Linked DNA regions of Homo sapiens: region 1 is linked to region 2. The links are chromatin contacts, found by Hi-C or POLR2A ChIA-PET in ENCODE. All regions are on one chromosome and are shown on one strand. Each heading gives the region's core, a stretch centred on a gene start or an enhancer-like site at or near the end of the contact. The rest is flanking DNA. Distances are from core to core; before and after follow the strand shown. Region 1 overlaps GNAQ (G protein subunit alpha q). Region 2 has its middle 15 kb from the start of GNA14.

Region 1 (5,087 bases), core at 1,005-3,504, 50 kb before region 2:
CTCACCCATCATCCTGTTGGAAACCCTTACTAGACCTATGTATTTAGGGAGTTTTGTCAGAAAACATTTTTAACTTGCAGTATTTAAAAGAATATTTACTGTTCCTAAAATGTCATTCAAATGCATGTACTGTCTATTGTTTGGGGATGGGAACTAGTTTTGCAAAAAACACCTAATGTTGTATAATAATGCCCCAATGATCTTGCTGGTTAAAAATACAGTATTTTTGGCCATAATTTTGTACTATAGTATTCTTCATTGTTGAGTTTTGCTTCCATTAAAGTTGCCCGAGCCCCTCTCAGAATGTTTTGTATTAGTAGGAGTACTGAAATACATCTTTCCTTCCTTAACACACCTTGTGCATATTGCATTTTCCAAAATAAACAAGTTTAATGGTTTCAAAAAAAAAAAAACACCAAAAAACCTTTTCCCTTCTGTGTATAATCAGAAATAAGAGTCTCCTGTAGTGGAAATACACATATTGGTAGCATTTATCAAATTTGCTCTTTGAAAAAACTTGCCTTAATTTAGGTTATAATTAACTGGTTAAAAAAAAAAGTAAATACCTATCCAATAAAGAAAGGAGCCAGCAATCTTCAACCTGAGGCAGTCTCCCAATCAGTAAAAAGAATCCACACATCTGCCCTGGTTTACTGGGTAGCACACTGGACTCAGGCCAATGGCTGGCTTAAGAGTTTTGCCCATTTCAACACTGGCAGTGAATAGGTAGACTCCACATGGGAAAAATGACATGTCACAGGTGTCCTCTCTGAGTTTTAGAAACACATCCAGGCTTTTGAGGTCAGCTAAAAATCAGCTGCTCCTGGGAGTTTTATTAAGTGGAGGTGATGGTGGCAAGTGGCTTTCTGGAAAATAGGTACTTTTGTGGGGACTTTAAGCCACAGCAAAAGCAAAACCTGTTCCTGTTACTCCAACTGGCAGCCAGCCCTTGCTTATGGATTTTTGTTTTTCAGAATATGTCCCCTCTAAATACTAAGAGATGAGAGTGTCATTTTTGCTTAAAGGCCTTCAGCTCTCCTTGTGTGATTTAGAGACCATTTCCAGTAGATGGTATTCTCTCTCTCTGTCTTAACTGTTCAAGGAATGGCGTGGCACTGACTGTCATCTAGCACAGGCCTGGAGTGATGGTTCCCACACCCTAGTTCTGCAGAGACACTGGAGTGTTAAGCTATACAGGAGCACTCCCCTCTCTTTGGCCTTCTAACCTGAGTTTGACCCCTTTAGGACCATGATCTATTTGTACCATCATTCCAAAGACCCCCACCCAGAGGAAAAAACACAAACTCACTAAACAGTCATTGGGCCAAATATTTAACTTGACCTTTTGGCTCATAGAGCAAGCCTATGCCATCAGATTGTCTTCTGTCCTGTCTTTCTGGAAATGGTAACAAAACAGTTGGCTTGAAAGCTTCTCTGCTTTACTCCCCATCTTTCCTGCCTTCTCACATTTTTCTCTCAGGTTGTGATGCCCTGAGTCCTGCCTCTTGAGAGACAATTAAGCCATAGCAAAAAGGTGGAACTTGATGCTAAGGAACAACCAGGTACACTGCATAATGTGTGCAGAGCAATTTCAGATGGTAAACTAGCCAGTTTCTTGCTTTTTTGTCTAATTTCAAATGATTATCATACTCATGAGTTTCTCCATATTTGAAGCTCTTATTGAAATTTGATCAGGGGTGGAGAGTGAAAGGCAGTGGTTAGAAGTGGCTTTCTGGCTGATTTGTTTTAAATTACGCATTATCGTTATTTTTTTTTGTTTCATTGTCATGGCTGACTAAAACATGGATCCAGCTATTACAAGGAGCTATATCCAGTCTGTTTTAAGGGAGTCCCGTAGATTCCTGCAAAACAAGACCCTGGTTATAAAATGTAGGTCTCTTTAAAATCTAAGATGCATAGAGAGTACTGAAAAGATTATTTTCCCTTTGAATTCTTATGCCTCAAGACTATTGGAATTTGATCTCTGTTGATTTTTCTCTCTTCCTGTTTTCCTCAAGAATGCAAAGGCCAGAATATTTTTCTGTCTCATAAGCCTGTGGATAAAATAAGGCAACTTACCCTCTTTAATTAAGAGTAATCACACTGAACCATACTAACAGAGAGCTGGAAGGCAGGGCTCCCAGGTTTCAGCCCTTTCGTAGCCCTAGAGATGTTTTTGCAACTCAGGAGACTAGGCCTGTCCCACAGAGATAGACTGCTTAAAGGGCCCTGGGGACTCTCCATCTGTTTCCAGTTTGCTCCGTGTGCTTTTATGTTGGGTCTTAAAAGCATCTTAAAAGGACCAGGAAGAGACAAGGTCTGCAAATGGAGATTCCACACTGTGTCCAGCTGCCAGGACGCTAACGTAGCTGCTGCTAAGACTGTGTCTGCCCTGAGGCAGACCTCACCTAGGAGGGCATATCTGTTAGGAATCCTGGCACTGCCTGCCAACCTACTGTCCAGTCAGGGCACCAGCCAGTCATGCCTGAAGTACAGGTGCCATGTCAGGGGTTATAGCATCAATGGTTATATTCTAGGAATCTGAGCAGTCTTAGCAAAAGGGACCAGCTTGCTTTTGTCACTGAACTTGGAGTTGAGAAGAGATGCTGACACCTGGCTCTCAAAGTGCCCTGCATGCCATCCTCAGGTGCTTTAGGTGATGCCTTTCTGTAAACCTGGAGAGTGTCAGCAGGAAAGACCACCCTGGCTTACTGCACCAGAAACATATGCATTCCCTCCCCTGTGACTCAGACCCAATGACCAAAAAGCAAACTGGCCCCATACCCATGATGGGCTCTGACAAGTGGCGGCTCTGCTGGAAATACAAAATATTTAAACTCAAAAGGAATCAGTTTGGGTAGCAAATTTAACTAATACGTGTGTGTGCGTGTGCGTGTGTGTGTGTGTGTGTTTAATGTCTCAGCATCTCCAACCAACTCAATCATTGCTGAATAAAGAGGAAAACCCCACACAAATGTTTATGTCAATTGGGTAAAATCAATCCTAATATTTTTAAAAACATAGTCTCTACACATACGTGGGTACACATGTAAAATCTCAAAATGGTTTTATCTTGACGCTGTGTACACAGATACACGTGTACAAATATCCGCACATCTATACAGTGAGGCTTGCTTATCCCTATGGTTATAAGCATTTTATCTCATGGAAGGTAATTCTTCATATTGACATGATTGAGACTAAAAGTATCATAAAATCCACAGCTCACGTTTTCTTTTTTAAAAAACTGTTCTCTCACCGCTCTTTTCAAAACTCTGCCTTAATCTAGGAAAGAATACCTAATTATTGCACTTTTTTTTTTTTTAAATTGTTTTAGGAGAGTTGAACTTAGACTGGGGTTTCTCTGTCTCTGGGCAATGAGGGGATGTATTTCCAGCAGACAGGAAGAGTCTCAGACCAGGTACAAAAACTGGATGAAATGTCTGTCTCATTACGAAAGCCACACTTTAGATGCACATTCCTGTAGATGTTATCGTTTCCATTCCTGAGTTAAGTCTTCTCTGTGTAGATTGCTCACTTCCTACTACAGATGATGAATTGCCAGAACACCAGGCACATACCACACAGCTTGTACAGAACTACAGACTCAGAACAGACAGTTTGGGGACTGTGTTCTTCTATAATTATTCTTCAACCTGCTGGAGGTGCCTCGCTGCACGTTCCATACCCACTAGTCCACCCAGGGGGTTGCTGCAGGCAGTTCAGGGCAGGAGCCCCCTGCACCCTTCTAGCATTCCCTGGCCACCAGCCAAAAACCAGGAGTTGATGCCTCAGGAGTGACACGACCAGTGGGGGACAGGAGTCCGTGGATACACGCTTCTGCTGTTGGCCCTCAGTAGATAAACCTGAGTTTCATCCTACAGGTCTCTCTAGGGCCCCCAGAGCAGGACTCAGCCCCAGCTGTTATCAGTGAAACTTGCTCGCGAATGTACCCTTTATTGGCTTCTCTCTCCTGGTGGTCTTGCTTGTGCACTCTCTTGTGGTTCTTTATGACATCACTTCTCAAATTCATTGCACCCAAACTCCTAACACAGGACCTACTCTGGGGGAAATCTCAACTAAGACAGGATCAACGGATGGCTTTCATTGTCAAAGACAATGGAATAATCAACAGGCCATAACTGAGACTAGTAAACACTTTGCCTTGAATGGACTACCAGCTGCAGCTGATGGTTAAGGTTCAAGATTAGTACCTGGAACCCTAGCATAACATGAATTTGCCACAAAGGCCCACAGTGGGAGATTCTGTGGTGAGAGATATGTAGATACACAGACACACACCTGTACTAATATAATCTATACAATATGACACAACTTATTCAATACAAATTTATACAATAATATACTTATGAAAAAATTTATGTTTCTTAGAAGTTACATGTAGAGACCGGGCATGGTGACTCATGCCTGTAATCCCAGCACTTTGGGAGGCCAAGGCAGGTGGATCATTTGAGGTCAGGAGTTCGAGATGAGCCTGGCCAACATGATGAAACTTTGTCTCTACTAAAAATACAAAATTAGCCGGGCGTGGTGGCTCACACCTGTAATCCCAGCTACTAGGGAGGCTAAAGTAGGAGAATTGCCTGAACCCGCGAGGCAGAGGTTGCATTAAGCCAAGATCACTCCACTGCACTCCACTCCAGCTTGGGCGACAGAGTAAGACTCTCTCAAAAAAAAAAAAAGAAAAGAAAAAAAGTTACTTCTACAGCATTTTAAAGAGATAAGTTAATAGTTAATAATCATTATTTTAGAGGTAGAGATGGGGGTCTTACCATGTTGCCTAGGCTGGTCTTGAACTCCTGGCCTCAAGCGATCTCCCCAGGAACTTGGTCTCCCCAGTAGCTGGGACTACAGGCATGCACCACCTCACCCAACTAATAGTAACTTTTAATTGTTGAAGAAAAGTGACTTAGACATTTTTATTTTACTTTCATCTGTTAAGAGGGACCCTGTACTCCCTTCCTCCACCTGCCCAGCACTGTCTATTGACTCCCAGGATGAGCATCCACACCAGCCCTGAGTAATTGATTCCAGATGCTCAGATCGGCTGCCTCCTGGGAGACACC
Region 2 (4,758 bases), core at 598-3,097:
CACCTCCTAATTCAAAAAAGATTGAAAATGTAGCTTTGTAGTTAAATACAAATTGGGGACTTCTAAGTTGGGAAAAAGAGAAAATGGATATTGTATCCTAAGAGTGTTTGCTGCAAGTAACCATTTGATTTGGAAAACACAGTGCCGGACACCCATCCTCTAGTTACTGTCTTAAATTGGTACTTGACAAACTCTCACCTGCACCTGAATCACCTGAGAATCTCGTTAAAATGCAGATTTTGAGTTAATAAACCTGCAGTTTTATATTTCTAAGGTCTGCTGACCACACTTTGAATAGTAAATACTTCAATCACTGGATCTTCTAATCAATCAGAAAAGAAATCAGCTGATTTGTTTTTGATAACCCCCCGCCCCCCACCCTTTTTTTTTTTTTTTTTTTTTTTTTTTTTTTTTTTTTTGAGACAGAGTCTTGTTCTGTTGCCCATGCTGGAGTGCAGTGGCGTGCTCTCGGCTCACTGCAACCTCCACCTCCCAGGTTCAAGCGATTCTCCTGCCTCAGCCTCCCGAGCAGCTAGGATTACAAGCGTGTGCCACCATGCCCGGCTAATTTTTGTATTTTTAGTAGAGATGGGGTTTCACCATGTTGGCCAAGCTGGTCTGGAACTCCTGACCTCAGGTGATCCACCTCAGCCTTCCAAAGTGCTGGGATTACAGGCATGAGCCACTGCACCTGGCCTTTGATACATCTTAATGTGTGATTTTAAATTTTAATCACATGGTAAAATAAAGAGCCCAAATAACCCTTAATATTCTTGTAAATATTTAAAAACTGGAATCAAATACTGAAAAACCATCAAATAAATAGAAACTGTGGGATATTGTACAAGTGGCCTGAATGTGTCAAAAAAAAAAATCAATGGCATGAGAAACAACAAAAGGCAGGAGGACTGTTCTAGATTAGACTGAGAACCAAATCCAGTGCACAAACCCTGATCATATCCTAGATTAAAATAATAAACAGCCATAAAAAATATTTTTGAGACAACTTGGTGTATTTGAATATGGATTGTACGTTATATTATGGAATTTTACATTTCTCAGTGTAATAATAATATCGTGTGTTTATAAGAGAATGCACTTATTTTAGGCAGTGTTGGTTGAATTATTTAGAGGAGAAGAGCCGTGATGTTTGCAACTTACTTTCAAATCATTTAGTGAATTCATATTTTCAGAGAGTAAAAAGATAAAGCAGATATGGGGGAAAGTTAACAACTGGTGAATCTAGGTAAAGAGTTTACAACTGTTCATTATATCATTATTGCAAATTATCCGTATGTTTGAAAAACCTCCAAATAAAAAGTAGGGAAAACCTTCATCATAGAGTTACAGCACATAGAGCTGAGAAACTGATTTTTTCTTTATTTTTTTAGAAGTATTTTGAGAAATGACCGTTACCGAGGAAGAGTGTTACACACGAGCATACTCATTAATAAAATGTCTCTAATAGAGAAAATACTCTCTATTGCAGAGAGCTCCCCTTCTCCATGATCCCTAAGCCTGTGGGGCACATCACAGCACTATTAGGCTGTGTCCTTTTAAGTGTATTGATAGACCCATCTCCCTGACAGGACTGGAAGTTCCATCAGAAAAGAGTTCAAGTCCTACCCATCTCTCTGACCCCAGCTGCAGATTCTAATAAACATTTGTGAAAGATGGAAAGAAGGTATGATTGATAGACAGCAGTTGCCAGGGTAGTTTGGAAGACAGCCTTAAAACCAAACTCAGTATTTGAAACCAGAAATAATCCTGGACTTGGTTGCATGCCACCGGAGAAGAGCTTGTGCCCGCCTGGCCGGCTCAGCTGCTTTTATGCTCAGTGGGGTCATTAAACTTGTCAGACTTGTTTGCACTGGCAAGCAGGTCATTGGAGCCAGTTCCTCATAAGGCACTTAGCGACTTCAGGGTCCCATTGCAGTGCATTACACACAAAATGAGCAAAAAGCCAAAGAAAATAAAGACAGTGGCCAGAGGGAAACTACGTCACTCTTTTAAATAATCATCCAAACAGAAACAAAAATCACTGACACTGAAAAGCCATCTTTTAGTTTAATTATGTAATCATTCACCAAGATCTCTTTGCTCTCCAAATTTTACCAAGCAAGCACTAGAATGTTCGACCTTATTAGCAGGATCCTTATTTCTTCTATTTTTTTCAGATTCAACTAAATAATCTTGATACAGGTACAGGTTTTTCTGACAAGTTGGCTCTCAATAATCAACTGATGCCATATCAAAGAGAGACAGCTTATAAAAAGAACAGGTTCAGGAGAACTTTAACATAAAGATTCTTCTATGTCCTCACAAAATTTGGTAAGTTTGCTGCATCTAAATAGTTTATGAATACAAGCATTTTTAAAAAAAAAAACCTATTTGACCACAGATCCTTAAGTAGTAACTGAAGACACAATCAAGATCATCTGGGAAGGAAAGACGATTTGGCAGAATGTCAGACCAAAACAGGATCCCCACGTTGCTGAAAAGACCCATTTGCTCATTTATATTAAGTGTAACTACTGCCTGGTCCATGTTCAGCTTATTCTTGTGACAAACTAGGAAGAATCTGATGGCCATTTACCATTATCCTTTCTTGCAGAAGTTGATAAAGTAGGTATTGAAATATCAGGGCACTGTAAAATAATCATAACTAGACCTCAAGGTATTATATTTTTCCTATCACTAACACTTACTTCTTCATTTCTCATAGGTGAGGTTCATTAGCCATGGTTTTTATGTTTTTTTTTTTTTTTGAGATGGAGTCTCCCTCTGTTGCTCAGGCTGGAGAGTGCAATGGCACAATCTCGGCTCACTGCAGCCTCCACCTCTGGTGTTCAAGCGATTCTCCTGCCTCAGCCTCCTGAGTACCTGGGATTACAGGCACCCACCACCATGCCTGGCTAATTTTGTATTTTTAATAGAGACGGGGTTTCACCATGTTGGCCAGGCTGGTCTCGAACTCCTGACCTCAGGTGATCCACCCGCCTTGGCCTCCCAAAATGCTGGGATTACAAGCGTGAGCCACATGCCTAGCCTAAGCCATGATTCTTTTGATTGCAAGTGACAGAAACTCAATCTACACTGGCTTAAACAAACAAGGAAATTTCTTGGCTCAGTTAACTGGGAATATGGGGTTCATATCAGGGGACCAAATCAGGACATGACTGTCTTCCTCACTCTGCTTCTCTTTGCTTGTATCTTTGCTGGTGCCACACTCAGGTAGAACTGTTCCATGTATTTGCAAAGATGACCATGAGCAGCCCCAGGTTATTTTATATTTTAAACTAGACATCCTAAAGAAAGGAGGACACAGGCTGGGCGCGGTGGCTCACGCCTGTAATCCCAGCACTTTGGGAGGCCGAGGCAGGTAATCACCTGAGGTCGGGAGTTCGAGACCACCTGACCAACATGGAGAAACCCCATCTCTATTAAAAATACAAGTTAGCCGGGCATGGTGGTGCATGCCTGTAATCCCAGCTACTCGGGAGGCTGAGGCAGGAGAATCACTTGAACCGGGAGGCACACAGGCAGAGTGTTATCTGCTGATGAGGGCATCAGCATCACCTGGGAATTTCTAGAAATGCAAAACTTTGGGCCCTACCTAGGGTAACCAAACATCTGTGCTTGCCAGGGGGGCTGGGCTTCTGATGCTAAAACTGAAAAAATCCTAGGTAAACTGAGATTTGTTGGTCACCACGGGCTGCAGACCTGCTGACTCAGAATCTCTGGAGTCCAGCTCAGAAATCCGTGCTTTGACCAGCTTTTCAGGTGATTCTCAGACATCATTTCCGAGTTCTTGTTTTAGAGGAGAACACAGTTCAAGCAAAGGCTTGGAGCAAGGAGAGTTGTCTTAAACCGCTCAGCCTTGCTCCTCATTCTCGACAGCTGCCTCCTGGTTTCCTGTTGCAGTGGGAAACAAAACTAGGGCAGTGGGTGTCTTGTAGTGGAGGCCTCTGCCTCTGGTTGGGTGAAGAGGGCAGAGGGATGAGAAAATTCTGCTGCTACTTTTCACCTCAGTTTATCTGCCTCAGCCCCCACGACAGCCTGGGGGTGGGGGAGAGACTACCTTGGAGGAGAGTGTCGAGAGAGAGAGGATGGGAGGAAGGGAGCAAAAATGGAGCAGCCTTCGGGCCTTGCTCAGCCTGTTTGTCCCCAGCCTGTTGTTTGCCCTGCTGCTTTGAGGCAGAACTCAATTCCTTCAGCATCATAGAAACAACATTATAAGCAACCTTAAGGCCATGCCTCCCCTTTTGTGATAGGTTGACTTCAACCCAGTGTTGGGACTCAGAAACTGATACCCCAAAATATGGTGCTTTGTACACGCTCAACTGAAAAAGGAGCCTCAAGCTCTCTCTGACCACCACCCCGTCCCCCACCGTTTTCCCAAAGCATAGGATTCTCTGAAGTTCCTTATCTGCTTCAAGTCCAGGTTGAACAAAGAAGAAAACAATTACCCTTGGTCCCTTCCCAGAGTTTTCGTTAACTGAACCCATCTCACAGGAAGGAAAACTAAAGTCTGTCAACAAACCTGAACGGACTTCTGTCACAAACCATTGTCCACTCTGTGGGCCCAACAGACTTTGTCCCAGACCATTATATGTTCTTCAAGCCCATTAAGTTCTCCCTGATAATCATTTATTGCCCCTCAATGGAATTCCTGTTCTCTCCCTTCTCATAATCTGTTTTGTCAGGACCCAAGCCCCCATTCTTTCTATAACCTCAAGCTAGGATATAAGCTTCTGG

What was found. Hi-C counts contacts between places; a loop is a spot of excess contacts on that map. ChIA-PET counts read pairs that join two places held with the same protein, here RNA polymerase II (POLR2A). Pooled maps may share reads with other maps.
Region 1: a map of aorta shows a loop between it and region 2 (6-fold over the local background). The contact joins two enhancer-like sites. A Hi-C loop is called at or near these places in 7 of 168 maps with a recorded cell type or tissue (PC-9, aorta, endothelial cell of umbilical vein and 4 more), 2 of 37 single-sample maps with no recorded cell type and 2 of 50 pooled maps. POLR2A ChIA-PET finds 5 or more read pairs at or near these places in 2 of 52 experiments (PC-3 and Panc1).

What each region holds. Positions count from the first base shown.
Region 1 is chr9:77,711,423-77,716,509 of GRCh38, reverse strand. GNAQ (G protein subunit alpha q) reads left to right here. Exons shown (of 7, transcript NM_002072.5): 7 at 1-413. Among named protein-coding and RNA genes, the nearest start is that of GNA14, 66 kb to the right of the region's middle. Within about 2 kb of position 2,254, at least 2 of the 41 ENCODE cell types and tissues checked have a DNase peak (open chromatin) inside an H3K27ac peak, as active enhancers do.
Region 2 is chr9:77,661,065-77,665,822 of GRCh38, reverse strand. No RefSeq gene overlaps it. Among named protein-coding and RNA genes, the nearest start is that of GNA14, 15 kb to the right of the region's middle. Within about 2 kb of position 1,847, at least 3 of the 41 ENCODE cell types and tissues checked have a DNase peak (open chromatin) inside an H3K27ac peak, as active enhancers do.